Linked DNA regions of Homo sapiens: regions 2, 3 and 4 are each linked to region 1. Evidence: chromatin contacts called from ENCODE Hi-C or POLR2A ChIA-PET data. All regions are on one chromosome and are shown on one strand. Each heading gives the region's core, a stretch centred on a gene start or an enhancer-like site at or near the end of the contact. The rest is flanking DNA. Distances are from core to core; before and after follow the strand shown.

What was found. A loop is a pair of places that touch in the nucleus more often than their neighbours do. ChIA-PET counts read pairs that join two places held with the same protein, here RNA polymerase II (POLR2A). Pooled maps may share reads with other maps.
Region 2: a pooled map shows a loop between it and region 1 (10-fold over the local background). The contact joins the promoter of AKT2 here to the promoter of PPP1R37 in region 1. A Hi-C loop is called at or near these places in 1 of 50 pooled maps. POLR2A ChIA-PET finds 5 or more read pairs at or near these places in 2 of 52 experiments (activated B cell and naive thymus-derived CD8-positive, alpha-beta T cell).
Region 3: a pooled map shows a loop between it and region 1 (18-fold over the local background). The contact joins the promoter of SERTAD1 here to the promoter of PPP1R37 in region 1. A Hi-C loop is called at or near these places in 2 of 50 pooled maps. POLR2A ChIA-PET finds 5 or more read pairs at or near these places in 2 of 52 experiments (activated B cell and activated T-cell).
Region 4: a loop to region 1 is called in a pooled map, with 2.7 times the contacts of the local background. The contact joins the promoter of FLT3LG here to the promoter of PPP1R37 in region 1. A Hi-C loop is called at or near these places in 1 of 50 pooled maps. POLR2A ChIA-PET finds 5 or more read pairs at or near these places in 2 of 52 experiments (activated CD4-positive, alpha-beta T cell and naive thymus-derived CD8-positive, alpha-beta T cell).

What each region holds. Positions count from the first base shown.
Region 1 is chr19:45,091,662-45,095,857 of GRCh38, forward strand. It overlaps PPP1R37 (protein phosphatase 1 regulatory subunit 37), which reads left to right and starts at 1,518. Exons shown (of 13, transcript NM_019121.2): 1 at 1,518-1,866. The coding sequence starts at 1,665. RefSeq lists enhancers at 1-120, 1,121-1,170 and silencers at 1-73, 1,591-1,800.
Region 2 is chr19:40,283,148-40,287,343 of GRCh38, forward strand. AKT2 (AKT serine/threonine kinase 2) reads right to left here and starts at 2,198. Exons shown (of 14, transcript NM_001626.6): 1 at 2,034-2,198. RefSeq lists enhancers at 1,223-1,362, 2,519-3,350 and a silencer at 1,733-2,232.
Region 3 is chr19:40,423,680-40,427,875 of GRCh38, forward strand. SERTAD1 (SERTA domain containing 1) reads right to left here and starts at 2,313. Exons shown (of 2, transcript NM_013376.4): 1 at 2,188-2,313. RefSeq lists an enhancer at 836-1,638 and a silencer at 1,681-1,770.
Region 4 is chr19:49,472,267-49,476,462 of GRCh38, forward strand. FLT3LG (fms related receptor tyrosine kinase 3 ligand) reads left to right here and starts at 1,949. Exons shown (of 9, transcript NM_001459.4): 1 at 1,949-2,015; 2 at 2,337-2,406; 3 at 3,425-3,535; 4 at 3,879-3,932; 5 at 4,157-4,196. The coding sequence starts at 2,374. RefSeq lists a silencer at 2,328-2,407 and an enhancer at 3,726-3,905.

The sequences.
Region 1 (4,196 bases), core at 268-2,767:
TCCCTTTTATGGTTTCAGCCCCGCCTCCTCTAGTTAGCCGGGTGCGCTTCGGCAAGCGTGGCGAAAGTGCGGCGGCGAATGTCAAGCGTTGGGTCTGAGCCTAGGGGTGTGGCTTGAGCTCACGCTGGTTCTTTCTTGCCTCGGTGATCCACCAGCCTTGTCACCCAGGATTTAGGTTGGCAGATTCGTCTCTCGCCTTTGGAATTTCTACCTTCTCCTAGGTTTTGTTTTTTAAAATCAGGCCTATGATACCGCTCATGGGCTCATATTTATTTTAGCATTGTAATTTAAGTTGTATTTTATGCAACTCTACCCCGATACAGAGAGCTGTTGATGTAACTGCAGCGAGCAAATGGAGGACTAGAGACTAGCGAAGGGGCCGAGACTTCGTCTCCAGAGTATCCCTGTCAGCATCCATCAACTGCACTCATATATTGAATGCAGCTCCTATCCGCCTTTCTTTTCGACTTCTTCATGCCGTTACCACTCTTCATCAGTTAGTCTAGCCTCAATGTTTTCATTTATTTCCTTTGTTTTTTTTGGGGGGGGGGGAACGGAGTCTTGCTCTGTCGCCCAGGCTGGAGTGCAGTGGCACGATCTCGGCTCACTAAAAGCTCCGCCTCCCGGGTTCACACCATTCTCGTGCCTCAGGCTCCCGAGTAGCTGGGACTACAGGCGCCCGCCACCACGCCCGGCTAATTTTTTGTATTTTTAGTAGAGACGGGGTTTCACCGTGTTAGCCAGGATGGTCTCGATCTCCTAACCTCGTGATCCGCCCGTGTCGGCCTTCCAAAGTGCTGGGATTACAGGCGTGAGCCACCGCGCCCGGCCCATTTCTTTCCTTTCGTTGAGACAGGGTCTGGCTCTGTCTACCAGGTCGGAGTGCAGGGGCGCGATCATAGCTCAGTGCAGCCTCAACCTACCGGGCTCAAGCGATCTTCCCACCTCCCAAGTAGCTGGAACTACAGGCTCCTGTAACCAGACCCTGCTAATTTTTAAATTTTTTGTAAAGACGGGGCCTTGCTATGTTGCCCAGGCTGGTCTCGAACTCCTGGACTCAAGCGATCTTCCCGCCTCAGCCTTCCAAAGTGCTGGGATTATAGGCGTGTGCCGCCGCGCCCCGCCAGGTGTTTTCAGTTCTATGCACTCCATTCCCTGGGCTCTTGACGAATGTGCGGGAGCTGAATATTCGTTATTTGGACTCCGGCAGGAAGGCGTGGGCTCAGCTTCGCGCTTGCGCGCTGCTCTTGGAGACGGCGTCTACTTCGCCCCGCCCCTCATAGTCTGCAGTTCCGGCTCTGCAGATTCGCTGCTCACGTTTCTTTTTTCCGTGGCCCTTCCTGCCCTTTGTTTCTCTCTTCATGTCACCCGCGGGACAACTCTACGTGCAAGTCGCTGAAATCGATTTTCTGCTTCTTATAGTAAGCGGCGGGCTCGCCAGCCTCGAGCGAAAGTGTGACTGCGAACGGGCAGGCGCGCGCGGGGCTCGGCGGAGGCGCGCTTGGGCTCCCGGCGGCGACGACTACGACCACTAGGAGAGCGGACGGAGGCGGCGCCTGAAGCGGCGGCGGAGCCCATGCCCCGGGACGGCGGGCGGACCCGGAGAGACAAATCCGGGGCCCGGGGCATGTCCCCGGGGCCCCCGTGAGGAGGCGGCGGCGGCTATGGAGATCGCGCCGCAGGAGGCGCCGCCCGTGCCGGGCGCGGACGGCGACATTGAAGAGGCCCCAGCTGAGGCCGGGTCTCCCAGCCCCGCGTCGCCCCCCGCCGATGGGCGCCTCAAGGCTGCAGCCAAGCGCGTCACATTCCCGTCCGACGAGGATATCGTGTCTGGAGCAGTGGAGCCCAAAGACCCCTGGAGACATGGTAGCTACCGCGGGTGAAGCGGGGGCGGGCTCGAGAGGGACCCGGGAGTCGGGAGGGATCGGTGCAGGGCCCGGCTCGAGGTGGCGTTCAATAGATTGCACCTAATGGTGAATAAGGGGACAGTCGTCAGTTTAGAACCGTAGTCTGTTAGAAAGGGGGTGGCTATGGAGTTGGGAAGGTGAAAAGTATCTGGTTTCTGCCGCACCCCACCCACCCGAGACAAAGATGGTGATCGTTTTAGGGTTTAAAACGATGAGCAATTAAAGAAAGTTTGGTGTTTTGTCAGATGTAGAGTGTGGCAGCCTTTGCGTTCGTAGTTCCACCAGAGAAGGAGAGAAGGAGCAGTTGAGAGGAGGAGCGGGTCAACACTGGGCCTGAAAGGGCAGTTGAAAGAGTTTGATGGGTCTATGGGGGTAAAAAGAGGTTAAGTTGCTGGTCTGCAAGCCTTGGGGCAAGGAGTGGTCGTGTTGGCCACTTTCTTGGCTGGAAAGAGGGAGACTATAAACTTGGACTGTGGCTATAGAGGACTTGGTAAAAAGGAGTCAAGATAAGGTCCCAGAAGAGGAGCAGAGGTGGTGGTCAATTTGTGGTTGGGTGAGGGAGAAAGAGGCAGTGTGGTTTTTATGTTTTCTTTTTTATTGAGACAAGGTCTCACTACATTGCCCAGGCTGGTCTCGGACTTCTGGGTTCAAGCTGTCCTCCCTCCTTGGCCTCCCAGAGTGTTGGGATTACAGGTGTGAGCCACCGCCGCCTGCTGCAATGTGGTATTAAGAAGAAAAGCCAACGCCTACCGCCGCCTCCTCCTCCAAAAAAAAGAGAAGCAGAAGGAAGGCTGTCAGTCATTCAGGAGCAGAGGATGTTTGGGACATGGCTACGGAAGGGTCCTCTTGTTCCTTCCTGAGAAAGAATTGGGGGATGGCCGGGTGCATTGGCTCAGGCGTGTAATCCCAGCACTTTGGGAGGCCAAGGTGGGTGGATCACCTGAGGTCAGGAGTTTAAAACCAGCCTGGCCAACATGGGGAAACCCCGTCTCTACTAAAAATACAGAAATTGGCCGGGCATAGTGGTGCACACCTGTAATCCCATCTACTCAAGAGGCTGAGGCAGGGAGAATCGTTTGAACCCGGGAGGTGGAGGTTGCAGTGAGCTAAGATCACGACATTGTACTCCAGCCTGGGTGACAAGAGCAAAACTCCGGCTCAAAGAAAAAAAAAAAAAGAATTGGGGGATGTTATCAAGTCAGAAATTGGAGTTGCTGGCCAGTAGCAGGTGAGAGAGATGAAAAAGTTGGCTACTTGAAGTGTTGGGAGAGAGGGCCAGCGCACTGGAGAGGGTCAGGTCAGTGTTGGAGCTGAAAGGAGTGTGTTGGAGCCATAGGGCTGGGAAAGTGGAAAGTCGCTTGGGACATGCAGGGCAGTGTTGAGTCCATTTTGTGCTGGAGAAGTCTGTCAGTTCTCCTGGGGTGGAGCCCATGAAGTGAGGGATCAGACTGGCTGTGGTGGCCGTGGTTCTGTAGAAGCTGATCTGCCGGCCCTGGGCAAGGGGAGAAACTATTGCCAGTCTGTGGACAATGGAGGAATTGGTGGCTTTGATGTGAGGGTGGGAAACATGGTAACTGGAAACTGAACACACAGGGAGTCCATCATGAATGACAGTTTGGCTACTTATTATAATTTTTTAGACGGAGTCTCCCTCTGTCGCCCAGGCCAATTCTCCTGCCTCAGCCTCCTCAGTATCTGGGATTACAGGCACCTGTCATCACACCTGGCTAAAAATGTTTGTATTTTTAGTAGAGTTGGGGGTTTCACCATGTTGGCCAGGCTGGTCTCGAACTCCCGACCTCAGGTGATCTGCCCACTTAAGCCTTCCAAAGTGCTGGGATTACCGGCATGAGCCACCGTGCCCGGCTGGCTAGTTATTCTTAAAGAGGCAGTGGTTAAATTAAGACTTTTGGGCCGGACGCCATGGTTCATGCCTGCAACCCCAGCACTTTGTCAGGCCAAGGTGGGCAGATCACCTGAGCCCAGGAGTTCAAGACCAGCTTGGGCAACAAGGTGAAACCGCGTCTCTGCAAAATATACGAAAATTAGCCAGGTGTGGTGGTGCACGCCTGTAGTCCCAGCAACTCAGGAGGCTGAAGTGGGAGGATCATTTGAGCCCAGGAGGTCGATAGTGCAGTGAACTGTGATTGCGCCACTGAACTCCAGCTTGGGTGACAGAGACCCGGTCTTAAAAAAAAAAAAAAAAAAAAGAGTTTTGGCACTAGGAGCCAGCCAAGTCCTTGGGCTCTAGGCCCCAGGGATAGGTGGTTAGTTTGGGACCCGGGCACA
Region 2 (4,196 bases), core at 948-3,447, 4.8 Mb before region 1:
GGAAATGATCTGCCTCTCTGAGATGCTGTTTTCTCATCTAAAAGGGAGAGCATAACAACAGCGCCTACCGCTCTAGAATTCAAGTATTCAGCAAGTTTATCTATATGAAGCATTCCAAACAGTGTGTGGCCCACAGAATGCACTCAGTTACTGTCAGCCATCAATTTCATGATTACTGTTTTCACTGCCACTGTTAGCCCCATCAGGCAAACCCTCTAAAAGCTGGCAGGAGAGGACCAGAGGAACAAACCCCTAGTGGAGAAAGATTCTACAGAGTCGCCGCTGCCTCACAGACTGTGGGACCTTTCTCTCCAGGAACCACGAGCCACGGAAGCCAGTCAGCTTGGAAGTCACTGCTGCGGACTAGGGGCAACCATCTGCCCCCTCTGACCACATCACCAGCCCAGGTCTGCTGGGTCAATCAGGGACTGCAGCCAGTCCTCTGGGAACTCCAGACCCAGAGCAAAGGCTACAGGGCAAGCCAAGGTCATGATCTGGCCTAGGGAGCAGGGACACTGGCCACAGACCTCTGGGGCTGGCTGCTCCCAGCACCAGCCCACAGACCACAATAAGACACCAGATCCATGGGGGATCTGACTGTCCCAAGCCCTTCAGAGCAGCCTTCCTCCCTGGGCCAGGCTGGGCCAGGGGCACCCCCACTCCAAGTCCCCTTGGCCTATGCAAAGAGGAACAGCTGGGAAAACAGCTCCCGGCCTCACTGCAAGGCCAACTGTTACTGCCTTGGTGGGGAGTGTAAACATGATGTGTGACCGAGCTGGTAACTGGGAGACACAAACAGCTTCGTGGCCAGCGACAGAGGAGCATGTAGTGGTCTGCGTTGGTTCCTGGACCCTTCACATCCACTGCCAACCAAGTTCAGCCCACGAGTGAACTCCTGCTGCTTCTCTGGGAAGGTAGGAGTGGATGAAGTTGAAAAGCAGCCCATTGGAGGCTCTAGTTACTCCAGCCCAGGCGTCTTGCTGAGCCCCAAGAGGTCTCCAAATGAGAGGAAGAGGTCCTCACAATCCCAAGATCAAGATGCCCCCAGAGAGCTTCCCTGGGGGGAAGAGGTGTTCCCCCAAACACTCCTTCCTCCCAAGTTTTAACAAGCGGGTGCAGGGGCACGGCTCCTCAAATCCAAGCCCAATCCCTCTTCCTCTTCAGAATGTTAAGGCTCAGACAACTTCAGTGACTTCTAACACAGCTTTCCTCCCTCCCCTATGGAAGGAAAGAACTGTTACTGCCTGGTAAATAATCTGAGAGGGTAATGGAATCCAGAGCAGCACCTCCATGGTCCAAAGCACCCCAGTAACCATGACGTTCCCTCCAGAGTCGTTAAGAAGTTCAATAAAGGCTGAGATCAGTGTAAACCCCCAACGCCACACACGTCAAATACAGGAAACAGAAACCCCTCCTCACCAATCGGCATCACAGTCCTCCCAAAATACGCCCCTAAAACCCACTAGGGCCTGTCCCGCCCCGTCCCAGTCCCTTAAAGATCACAAACATCACAGTCCTCTGATTTGGGTTCCCCTACGTTCTAAGCAGGGCTCCCCCAACGCCGTGGTGATATAACCCAGCCACAGTTGGGGAAGCATCCTCCCCAGAAGCCCCCACCCCTGTAAATACAGCACAGCAACGGCTTCCACAGCGCCAAAAAGGTACAGCCCTCTACACTTGATGCGGCGCGCCCCCTCGATAGCTTAGCCCGCGCACGCCAGGCTCGATCTGCCCGCCGCGCCCGAAAGGTCCAGCCCCCGGCCCGCGCACGCTGCGGCCTGCGCTCCCCGTCCCGCAAACTTGCAGCGCTCCCCCCACCGCCTCAGTGGTATGGCCCGCCGCCACCGCCCCGGCCCCCCGAGGCTGGTCCCACCGCCCCCGCTCGGCCACCCCCACTCAGCTCCTGAAGGAGGGGCTCGAGGGCCGCGGTCCCCCCGCCGGGCACGGGTGGTACAGCCCATCGCGGCACCGCGGGGGGCCCGGACGCGACCATCGTGGGGGGGGCGTTCGGGGACACGCGCTGGCGCACTCACCTGTCACCGGCAGCCGCCCAGCCTCTCCGGCGGGGCTCTACCCCCGCCCATCGCCACGCTGCGCTGGTTCCCTTTCCTTGTGTTTCCCGGCAGCGGCAACGGCGCCGGCAGCGGCAGCGGCGGCGGCGACGCCTCCTCCGAGGCAGGCCCAACGGCTAGCACGGCGCGGCCCCCCCCGCCCCCTCCCCCCAGCCCCCGCTTACCGCCCCCTCCCACCCTCTGGACGGAAATACCGCCCTCTCGCGCCACAAACAGGAAGTGACGTACAAAGAGCCAGAGACGAACTCTGAGAGAGCGAGAGCGCAAGAGCAGGGCAGAGAAGGAGGCGGGCTCACAGCAGGGCGCCTGCGCACATTAGACAACTTTGGGCCTGTGTGGGTTAGAGATGGGCCTCGCTAGGCCGTGGGGCGGAAAGGCGAGATGGGGCTACGCAGGCGCACTAGGACTCCGACGTCTGCTTTCCCTAGGGCCTAGCCGTAGTGATTATTTCCCGGCAGCCCCTAGTCCGTATTTACATACGCTTTGATCTTGTTTTACTCAGTTCTGGGTTCTGACGCTCTTAAAGGACCCCGGAGCGGGAGTTAGTTAGGAGGGGTTTCCTTTTCAGTGTGCTCGTCATGGTTGAGCTCAGGCTCTGAAGCCACACAACCCCAGACTTGAATTTCCTCCTTTCTGGTGACTGTGGGCAGAAGGCTTGACCGTTTTCTGTGCCTCAGTATCCACATCTGCTAAATGGAAACAATCATCGCTGTGTCGCTGGCTTTTGAACCATTTTAATGTAAACAAAACGGTTTTTACCAATTAGTTCATTACTGCAAGATATTAATGCCACCTGCTCTCATCGTACATATTCCAGTGAATCTGGGATATAACATTTTATAATGCAACTTGGGCCCATAAAGGCCTTAAAATCACCCTGCGGCCGGGCGCGGTGGCTCACTCCTGTAATCCTAGCACTTGGGGAGGCCAAGGCAGACGGATCATGAGGTCAGGAGTTCGAGACAGCCTGGCCAACATAGTGAAACCCCGTCTCTACTCAAAATACAAAAAAAAAAAAAAAAGCCGGGCATGTCGGTGTGTGCCTGTAATCCCAACTACTTGGGAGGCTTGAGGCAGGAGAATCGCGTGAACCCGGGAGGCAGAGGTTTCAGTGAGCCGAGATCATGCCATTGCACTCCGGCCCGGGCGACAGTGCAAGTCTCCGTCTCAAAAAAAAAAAAAAAAAAGAAAAGAAAGAAAAAAGAAAAAAAATGACCCTGCAAGAAAAGAGCTTTGCACAGATCCTAATCCGTATATTAGCTAGTATACTGGACAGCTGTGAGACATCTGGCTCCCAGCCCCTCCTCTCTCATAGGGGATTGTGCTGCCTCCTGAATTTGGGTTCCAGTATGCCATATAACTTGGCAATTGTATGCATTGGTAAGTGAGAAAAATGCCTGACTGAGAGTTGAATCCTGGGTCCACCTCAGTCTGTGAGAGTGTTTCAGGCAAATCCTGCTGAGGGTTCGGCTTTCGTTTTCTGAGACGTAAACCTAATGCTGGAACTAGCCCTTTCTTATTTGGTTTCTAGCTTGGAACTTGCTGCTTGGTATTCCTAATTCCCGGTCTTCCCCATCAGTCGGTGTTAATAACTCTGACCAATGCCTCCCCCTTCACAGCCCTAACCATTTTCATCTATTACTGTCTGGTGACAGGTCTGTTTCCCCCACTGCACAGGAAACACAGTAAAGGAAGAGACCAAGACTGTCTCAGAGATCAGTGTGTATCCAACATTGCCCAGAGTGGGCTCTTGCAGAATGTTTGTTTCAAGCATTAGCCCTTCTGCCCTAATCTAGACTCAAGGTTACTGTGACCAACCCTCTTCACTCCTGTCCACACTGAACAGCTCACAGGCCATTCCCCTACGTCTAAGTCTCCCCTGGGCCAACTTGAATCCTAGCCCCTCCTAGGGCACTTAATTATGACACACTGAGATCTCACTGAAACCACCCATGTGCTTGTGTATAAACTCCTTGCAGCACTGGTAGTCAAGGGCAGTGGCTTTCTCTTTTTTTTTTTTTTTTTTTTTGAGACTCACTGCATCGCCAGGCTGGAGTGCAGTGGCGAGATCTTGGCTCACTGCAACCTCTGCCCTCTGCCTCCCAGGTTCAAGCGATTCTCCTG
Region 3 (4,196 bases), core at 1,063-3,562, 4.7 Mb before region 1:
TAGGGAACTTTAAAGATATAGACAATTTTTATTTAACTGTATATGTATATTTATAGATTTTTTTTGAGATGGAGTCTCGCTCTGTTGCCCAGGCTGGAGTGTAATGCCGTGATCTCAGCTCATTGCAACCTCTGCCTCACAGGTTCAAATGATTCTCGTGCCTCAGCCTCCCCAAAAGCTAGGATTACAGGCACATGCCACCACACCCGGCTAATTTTTATATTTTTAGAAGAAGCATGGTTTCACCATGTTGGCCAGGCTGGTCTCGACCTCCTGGACCTCAAGTGATCCGCCCACCTCTGCCTCACAAAGTGCTGGGATTACATGCGTGAGCCACCGCGCCTGGCCTATAGACTTCTTAAATTTTAAATTTTATATTTAAGTATATTTATAGACTTTTTTATCTGAAAAAATAAAGATGGGGTCTCACTATATTGCCCAGGCTGGTCTCAAACTCCTGGCCTGAAGCGATCCTCCCCCCTCAGTCAATAAGTACTTTTTTTTTTCCCTTTTATTTTTTTGTAGAGACATGGTCTCACTATGTTGCCCAGGGTGGTCTCAAACTCCTTGCCTCAAGCCATCCTCCTTCCTCAGCCTCCCAAAGTACTGAGATTACAAGTGTGAGCTGCCTCACCCTGCCAATAAGTACACTTAATGATAACATTATTATTTCTTCAGTGAACCATGTGGAATGGCCAATATTCAACTTTTTCCCCTACAAAAGCAGCTGTTTCACATATTTTATTATAATAACATAATTATATCTAAATAAGTTATAATATTATAAATACTAAACTAGTTTCACGTAGTTTAATATTTATTGTCTACTATGACTATGTTTCAAACAGTAAATAAATAAGGAAACACAGGAAATGTACAGAGAATTACAGGAAGACACTAAAAGTTCCTAGAGACCTTTTAGATCATCAGAGAAGGCTCCTGTAAGGAGGTGACATTTGAATGGAGCCCTCAGGCCAGAGAAGTCAGCCATGGGAGACCCTGGGAAAAGCATTCCGGGAGGAGGGAACAACAAAAAAAGGCAGAGAAAAGCCCAGAGGCTGGATGGGCTTGAACTGGAAAGAGACCAGCATGGGTGGCACACAGAGAGTGACATGGTAGGAGACCAGATTGGGGAGCAGCTAGGGGAACGGGCACAAGCCAGGTCACAGAAAGCCACATATGCAGAAGTAGGGAGTTTGGATTTTATCCTGAGTGTGGTGGGCAGTCATTAAAGGAATTTGAGCAGGGAGGGAATGGTGCTGTGAGCTGATTAGGTTTCCGGAAGATCCCCCCCATGGCTGCTTCGAGGAAGACTGTGGGGGGCAAAAAGAGGGGGGATCTGAGACCCACTGGTAGGCTGTACTCGTTTGGGACGGACGATGGTGATGGCCTGGAGTAGGAGCTGGTAGTGGCATGGAAGGAAGTCGGTCGAGTCAGGACTTATTTGGGAGGCAGAATAGACAGGGCTTGTCGGGAAATCGTGATCGGCACCGGGTTCAGTCACTGAGATAAGTTTGAGGGTCCACTGTTCTTGGAGTGGCGGGGGTAGGGCTGGAGTTTTGGACTCCTGGCGCTACCTACTTTTTTGGGCCAGGAAGACTGTAGAGTCCAGTTTCGGAACCCTGCCTAGCAAGATTTTAAGAATGGCCCACCACACTACTCAAAACAGGGTCTTCGTCCCCTTCCCCGCAGTCCGGGGAGTCCGGAACCGCAGGAATTCCGCCCCCACCCCCGACTCCGCCCCCGGGTCCCGGCGCCCCCTAGCGGTGCCCAGGCCGGCTTTCCCCCGGGGATTCTGGCCCCTCTGACCCCAGGACCCCTTCTACTGCCCCGATTCCCGGCTGTGATTCCTGCCGGCCTCCCGGCGCCGTGCGAGCCGGGACCCCTGGCGGGCTGTTCTCTGCGCCCGGCCTCCGCTCGCTTCCGGCAGTGGAGGCGGCTCCTCCCGAAGCGGCGGCGGCGGGGGCGGGTGAGTCACGCAGCCGGAGCCAAGAAGCCGGCGCCTCCGCCCCCTTCTCGGACTGCGGCGTGATTCACCCGGCCCGGCCGGGGCAGACAGCACGTAGAGGTCCGTGCGTCTCGATCCCGGGCAGCCCCGGCGGGCACCTGTCGGACCCAGGGATCGAACTCTGTGAAGGACCCGGCCGCTGGTAGCCCTTCTGTTCCCAGGCCCCTTCATTTACATACCTTGCTCACTAGCGGCCAATCAGAACGAAGAGGTAGCCACCCACAACCAATCAGGAAACGGCGGCGGCAGCATCGCTTGTTGGCTGTCCTCCGGAAACCCGCGCCTGGGTCGCGAGACGCAGTTCTGACTCCGGCTCACGACTCCAGACTCCTAACTACCCTTAGCGACCGCCCACTCTCGTGGCTGCCCCGCCCTCCGCCCCAGGGATTGGCCCTGCATGGTGATGGGCGGAGCTTGTAGGGGGCGGATTCTGAAGGAGGGGCTTCAGGGCGCATGCCCGGGCAGCTGCGCGAGTGAGGGGTGGAAAGAGGTGGCTTTTTACTCCGGGGAACGGTGGCGAGTGGGGGCTTTTGCCTCTCAAAATACGAGCCCCTCACAACTACCCATGCACCTGCCAAACCCGGCAATTAAGCTTCTTACACATCCAGCCCCGACAGGGGTCTACACTACAGATAATGCCCGGGTTCAAATTCCGACTCCGGATTCCCCACTCACTGGATGCGTGACCTTGGAAAAATGATCAACCTCTTCAAGCTACACAAAGTTAAATGGGGATCGTCTTGCCTACCTCTTGACAGGATACTTTAAGTAGGATCGTATCTATAAGAACACAATACCACACTCAAGCAATGCTGGACAGTTGGACTTAATTGTGGTTAAAGGCGGGAGTGAGGTGGGAGTGCGATACCAACGGAATCACATCCCGGGCTCCATTCCCTAAGCAGCTGTGTGACCTGCGGCAAGTGTTTTAATCCCTTCTGGTCTGTTTCTCCTTTAAAATGAGAGAAAATAGCGCCTAGTTTACAGGATTGTTTTTAAGGATTAAATTAATTCATGAAAAATCTTCAGAGTGGGGTGCAACATGTTTTGTGTTTTTTTTTTTTTTTTCATTTTATTTATTTATTTATTTATTTATTTGAGACAGATTCTCACTCCGTCGCCCAGGCTGGAGTGCAGGGGCACGATCTCGGTTCACTGTAACCTCCGCCTCCCAGGTTCAAGCAATTATCCTGCCTCAGCCTCCCGAGTAGCTGGGACTACAGGCGTGCGCCACCACGCCCGGTTAATTTTTGTATTTTTAGTAGAGATGGGGTTTCACCATGTTAGCCAGGCAGGTCTCAAACTCCTCACCTCAGGTGATCCGCCCTCCTCGGCCCCTGAGTGTTGGGATTACAGGCGTGAGCTACCGCGCCCAGCTGCTTATTATTTTTTTCTTTACTTTTTATTTTATTTTATTTTGCTTTTGAGACAGGGTCTCGCTCTGTCACCCAGGCTGAAGTGCAGGGGTGCCATCTCGGCTCACTGCAGCCTCCCAGGTTCAAGCCATCCTCCTGCCTCAGACCCCCAAGCAGCTGGGACTACAGGCGCACACCACCATGCCTGGTTAGCAACGTTGTTTCTTTGTTAGTAGTAATAGCTGTTGTAATAAGACAAGCTCTTAGTTCAAGGTGGATAGACATGCAGGATGGGGCTAGAGGTAGACAGGGTATAATACTCCTCCCATGGCCGGATGCAGTGGCTCACGCCTGAATACTCTCTCACCTAGATTTAATTGATAGTTGTTAGCTAGGCAACAACTGTAATCCAGTACTTTGGGAGGCCAAGGCAGGAGGGTCACTTGAGTCCAGGAGTTCACTTGAGTCCAGCCTGGGCAACACAGTGAGATCTCATCACTACAAAAAAATTTAAGAATTAGCCAGGCGTGGGCCGGGCGTGGTGGCTCACGCCTGTAATCTCAGCATTTTGGGAGGCCGAGGTGGGCAGATCACGAGGTCAGGAGTTCGAGACCAGCCTGGCCAACATGGTAAAACCCTGTCTCTACTAAAAATACAAAAAATCAGCCAGGTGTGGTGGCAGGCGCCTGTAATCCCAGCTACTCAGGAGGCTGAGGCAGGAGAATAGCTTGAACCCAGGAGGCAGAGGTTGCAGTGATCCAAGACAGCGCCACTGCACTCCAGACTGGGCAACAGAGCAAGACTCTGTCTCAAAAAAAAAAAAAAAAAAGGAT
Region 4 (4,196 bases), core at 699-3,198, 4.4 Mb after region 1:
GTTTGAGAGCAGCCTGGCCAACACAGTGAAACCCTGTCTGTACTAAAAATACAAAAATTAGCTGGGTGTGGTGGCGGGCACCTGTAATCCCAATTACTCAGGAGGCTGAGGCAGAAGAATCACTCGAACCCAGGAGGCAGAGGTTGCAGTGAGCTGAGAGCACACACTTCACTCTAGTCTGGGCAACAGAGCAAGGCTCCATCTCAAAGAAAAAAAAAATGAGAGTTTTCCGGACTAGGTGTGGCAGTTCACACCTGTAATCCCAGCACTTTGGGAGGCCGAGGTGGGTGGATCACTTGTCAGAAGTTTGAGACCAGCCTGGGCACCATGGTGAAATCCCGTCTCTACTAAAATTATAAAAATTAGCCAGGCGTGGTGGCGGCACCTGAAATCCCAGCTATCTGGGAGGCAGGAGAATTGCTTGAACCTGGGAGGCAGAGGGGGAGCTTGCAGTGAGCCAAGATCGTGCCACTGCACTCCAGCCTGGGCAACACAGCGAGACTCGGTCTCAAAAAAAAAAGAGAGAGAGAGAGGAGTCTTCTGGAAGGCTACAGAGATTCCCTAGAGGCAATAGGGCGATAGGGCAGGACACACATTGAGGGGCCCCAGGACTTGGTCAGGAAGGAGCTAGAGCAGGTCCTTTGTCCATGGGCCACATGAGCTATTGGGGCTTGTATCTCTGCCTCTCTGCTTCATTTAAATCTTTCTAGCCAGATGGAAGGTCTGACCATTGGGTGCGACAAGGCAGCTAACCCAGGCTGAACAGGAAGTGAGGCAGGCAGAGGGATCAGGGAAGGGAAATGGATGATGAAGGCCAGGACGGGCGAGGCTTTGCTGCAGTAACACATAACCCCCGAATCTGCGTGGGCCACAACCACAACATTAGTTTGTTGCTTACACTCCCTGTGCTCATCCGGGGCTGGCAGGATCCCTGTGCTCCTCCGAGTGGCACAGGAAACTTGGCTGATAGAGGCGCTCTCTCCATGCATCCTCCACCATCCACTCCCCGGTCCCTTAGACTTCCATTCAGAAGTGACACCTGTCACCTCCACCCTCATGTGACTGGCCAAAGTGAGTGTGGCCATGTCCGAGTTCCCCAGGATGGGACCTCGAATCCTCCTGCTGGGGGGGTGGGGGCAGCAGATGTTTCAGGACAGTCTGCCACGGATCAGATGGGTGAGCAAGAGATTCAGGATGGGCGTGATGGGTCACACCTGTAATCCCAGCATTTTGGGAGGCCGAGGCAGGCTGATCACCTGAGGTCAGGAGTTCGAGATCAGCCTGGCCAACATAGTGAAACCTCGTCTCTACTAAAAATACAAAAATTAGCCGGGCATGGTGGCACGCACCTGCAATTCCAGCTACTTGGGAGCCTGAGGCACAAGAATTGCTTAAGCCCAGGAGGCGGAGGTTGCCGTGAGCCGAGACTGTGCCACTGCACTCCAGCCTGGGCAACAGAGTGAGACCCCATCTAAAAAAAAAAAATGCTTCAGAGATTCAGAGATCCACAGATGTGGAAGAGAGCTTCTATTTTGTCTCATGTACCACCTCACCCCTCAGTTTGGAGTTGGAGAAGCCGAGGCTTAGAGAGGTCAAGGGGCTGGCCAAGCTCCCACAGTGATAAAGCTAGTGCTAGGGCGACACCTGCCAGGCCCAATGTGACAAGATGCATCCTGAGTCCTGTGTGCCAAGCCTTGGCGGGGCAAAGTTGGGGCCCGGAGGACGGTAAGACACAGCAACTGCGAGTTCCCAGAGACAGATCCGGGTTCCAGCCCCAGCTCACCATGCACTGGGCGTGCCACCCAGGGAGTCAGCCCCACTGCAGCCCCCGCTGCGGGGCGTCCGGAGAACGCGCCATCTGCGGCGTGAGCGGCCGCCTCTCACCACCAGGGGGCGCGCTCCGCCTGGGCCCAGATTCCACCCCTTGACTGTCTCCCCCCAAAAATTTCCTTTCACTTTCGGTCTCTGGCTGTCACCCGGCTTGGCCCCTTCCACACCCAACTGGGGCAAGCCTGGTGCGTGAGGAGACTTGGACTCTAGGTCCCCAAGGGGCGGAGCCAGGGTCCCCACTCCTGGGGCAGGGGGAGCAGAGGGTGGGGGGCTGGGTTCCCGGGTCCCTAACCTGGGGAGGGTTCTGGGGACCAGACGTCGAGGTTCTTAGAAGTGGAGATGAAGAGTTTTCACCGTAACTGGGGCAGACGCAGGAAGCCTGGGGGAGGAAGGGGCGGAAACTCAGCCACATCAATGGGACGCGGGAGGGGCGGGGAGGCAAAGGGGCGGGCAGGGCAGGGGCTGGGGCATGAGGGTCCGAGACTTGTTCTTCTGTCCCTTCCAAGACCCGGCGACAGGAGGCATGAGGGGCCCCCGGCCGAAATGACAGTGCTGGCGCCAGCCTGGAGCCCAACAGTGCGTAAACCCCAGGGACAAGATCAGGGGAGAGGGGAGGCACAATGTCAGGATGGGGCAGAGATGAGGGGAGATGGACGGGAGAACAGATGGACAGATGACGAGGAAATAGGAGGGGAGATGGACAGATGTGAGGGGAGATGGATAGGAGAGGAGACGGACAGAGGAGGGGGAGATGGACAGAGGATGGGGAGATGGACAGAGGAGGGGGAGATAGAGGAGAGGGAGATAGAGAGGAGTGGGAGATGGACAGGAGCGGGGAGATGGACAGAGGAGGGGGAGATGGACAGAGGAGAGGGCAGATGAACAGAGGAGAGGGAGATAAAGAGGAGGGAGGTGGACAGGAGGAGGGAGATGGACAGAGAAGGGGGAGATGGACAGAGGTGGGGGAGATGGACAGGAGGGAAGATGGAGAGGAGGGGGTATGGACAGAGGAGAGGGGAGATGGACAGGAGGGGGAGATGGACAGAGGAGAGGGAGATGAAGAGGAGGGGGAGGTGGACAGGAGGAGGGAGACGGACAGAGGAGAGGAAGAGAGACAGAGGAGGGGGGAGATGGACAGAGGAGGGGGAGATGGACAGAAAAGGGGGGAGATGGACAGAGGAGAGGGAAGGTGGACAGAGCCAAGAACAAATGAAGAGGACGTGGACCAAGATCAAGAGAGAAGCAGGCAACAGTGGTGTAGAAGGCAGAGGGAGGGACAGAGCTGGAGGAACCCGGGCGAGGAAACCAGACGTGAAGATGAGGTGGTTGGAGAGAGACCAGCAGAGTGGGGGAGATGGGGAGAGAGAGGGGTGGGGCAGAGGGGGATGCAAACTGGACAGCATTGGACCAGAGGCAGAGAGAAACCGGGAAAGACAGGCAGAGATGGGGCCATGTCTCCAGAAAGTGTGGAAGAGGCAGAAGGACACCCAGGGAAGGAGGAGCGGGGAAGACAGAACAGTACAGGTGGGAAGCCCGGAGGAGGGGGCTGTGTGTGGAACAGCAGAGGGCTCCCCCAGCACCCGCTCCCCTGCAGACCTATCTCCTCCTGCTGCTGCTGCTGAGCTCGGGACTCAGTGGGACCCAGGACTGCTCCTTCCAACACAGCCCCATCTCCTCCGACTTCGCTGTCAAAATCCGTGAGCTGGTGAGCGGCGCTGCCCCGGACCCCCTCATGTGATCCCCCTTCCCCCCACTTTTTTTTTTAAGTAGAGATGGGGTCTCTCTCCCTGTGTTTCCCAGGGTGGTCTTGAACTCCTGGGCTCAAGCGATCCTCCCACCTTGGCCTCCCAAAGTGCTGGAATTACAGGCGTGAGCCACTGTGCTTAGGGGTGTCATCCCTTTTTAAGGGCAAGGTTCTGTGGCTTCTTCTGGGCTCCCCCTCTCTTGGTCTTGTCCCTCTCTCTCTGGATCTCTGCTGCCACCTCTGGGTCCCCACAGTTCTGTTTCTCGCTGTTTTCAGCCAGGCCTGATCCTGTTTTCTCCCGCAGTCTGACTACCTGCTTCAAGATTACCCAGTCACCGTGGCCTCCAACCTGCAGGACGTAAGTCATGTTGGGAGGGACCTGGGATGGAGGTGGGGACCACAGACTCAAGATGCTCCACCGAGGCGAGTGGATAACCAGGCCCTCCCCTCCCCAAACCCAGGAATCAGAGTCCTCAGCCCCTCCTCCCTCAGACCCAGGAGCCCCGGCCCAGCCCCTCCTCCCTCAGACCCAGCAGCCCCGTGCCCAGCTCCTCCCTCAGACCCGTGGGTTCTCCCCTCTAGGAGGAGCTCTGCGGGGGCCTCTGGCGGCTGGTCCTGGCAC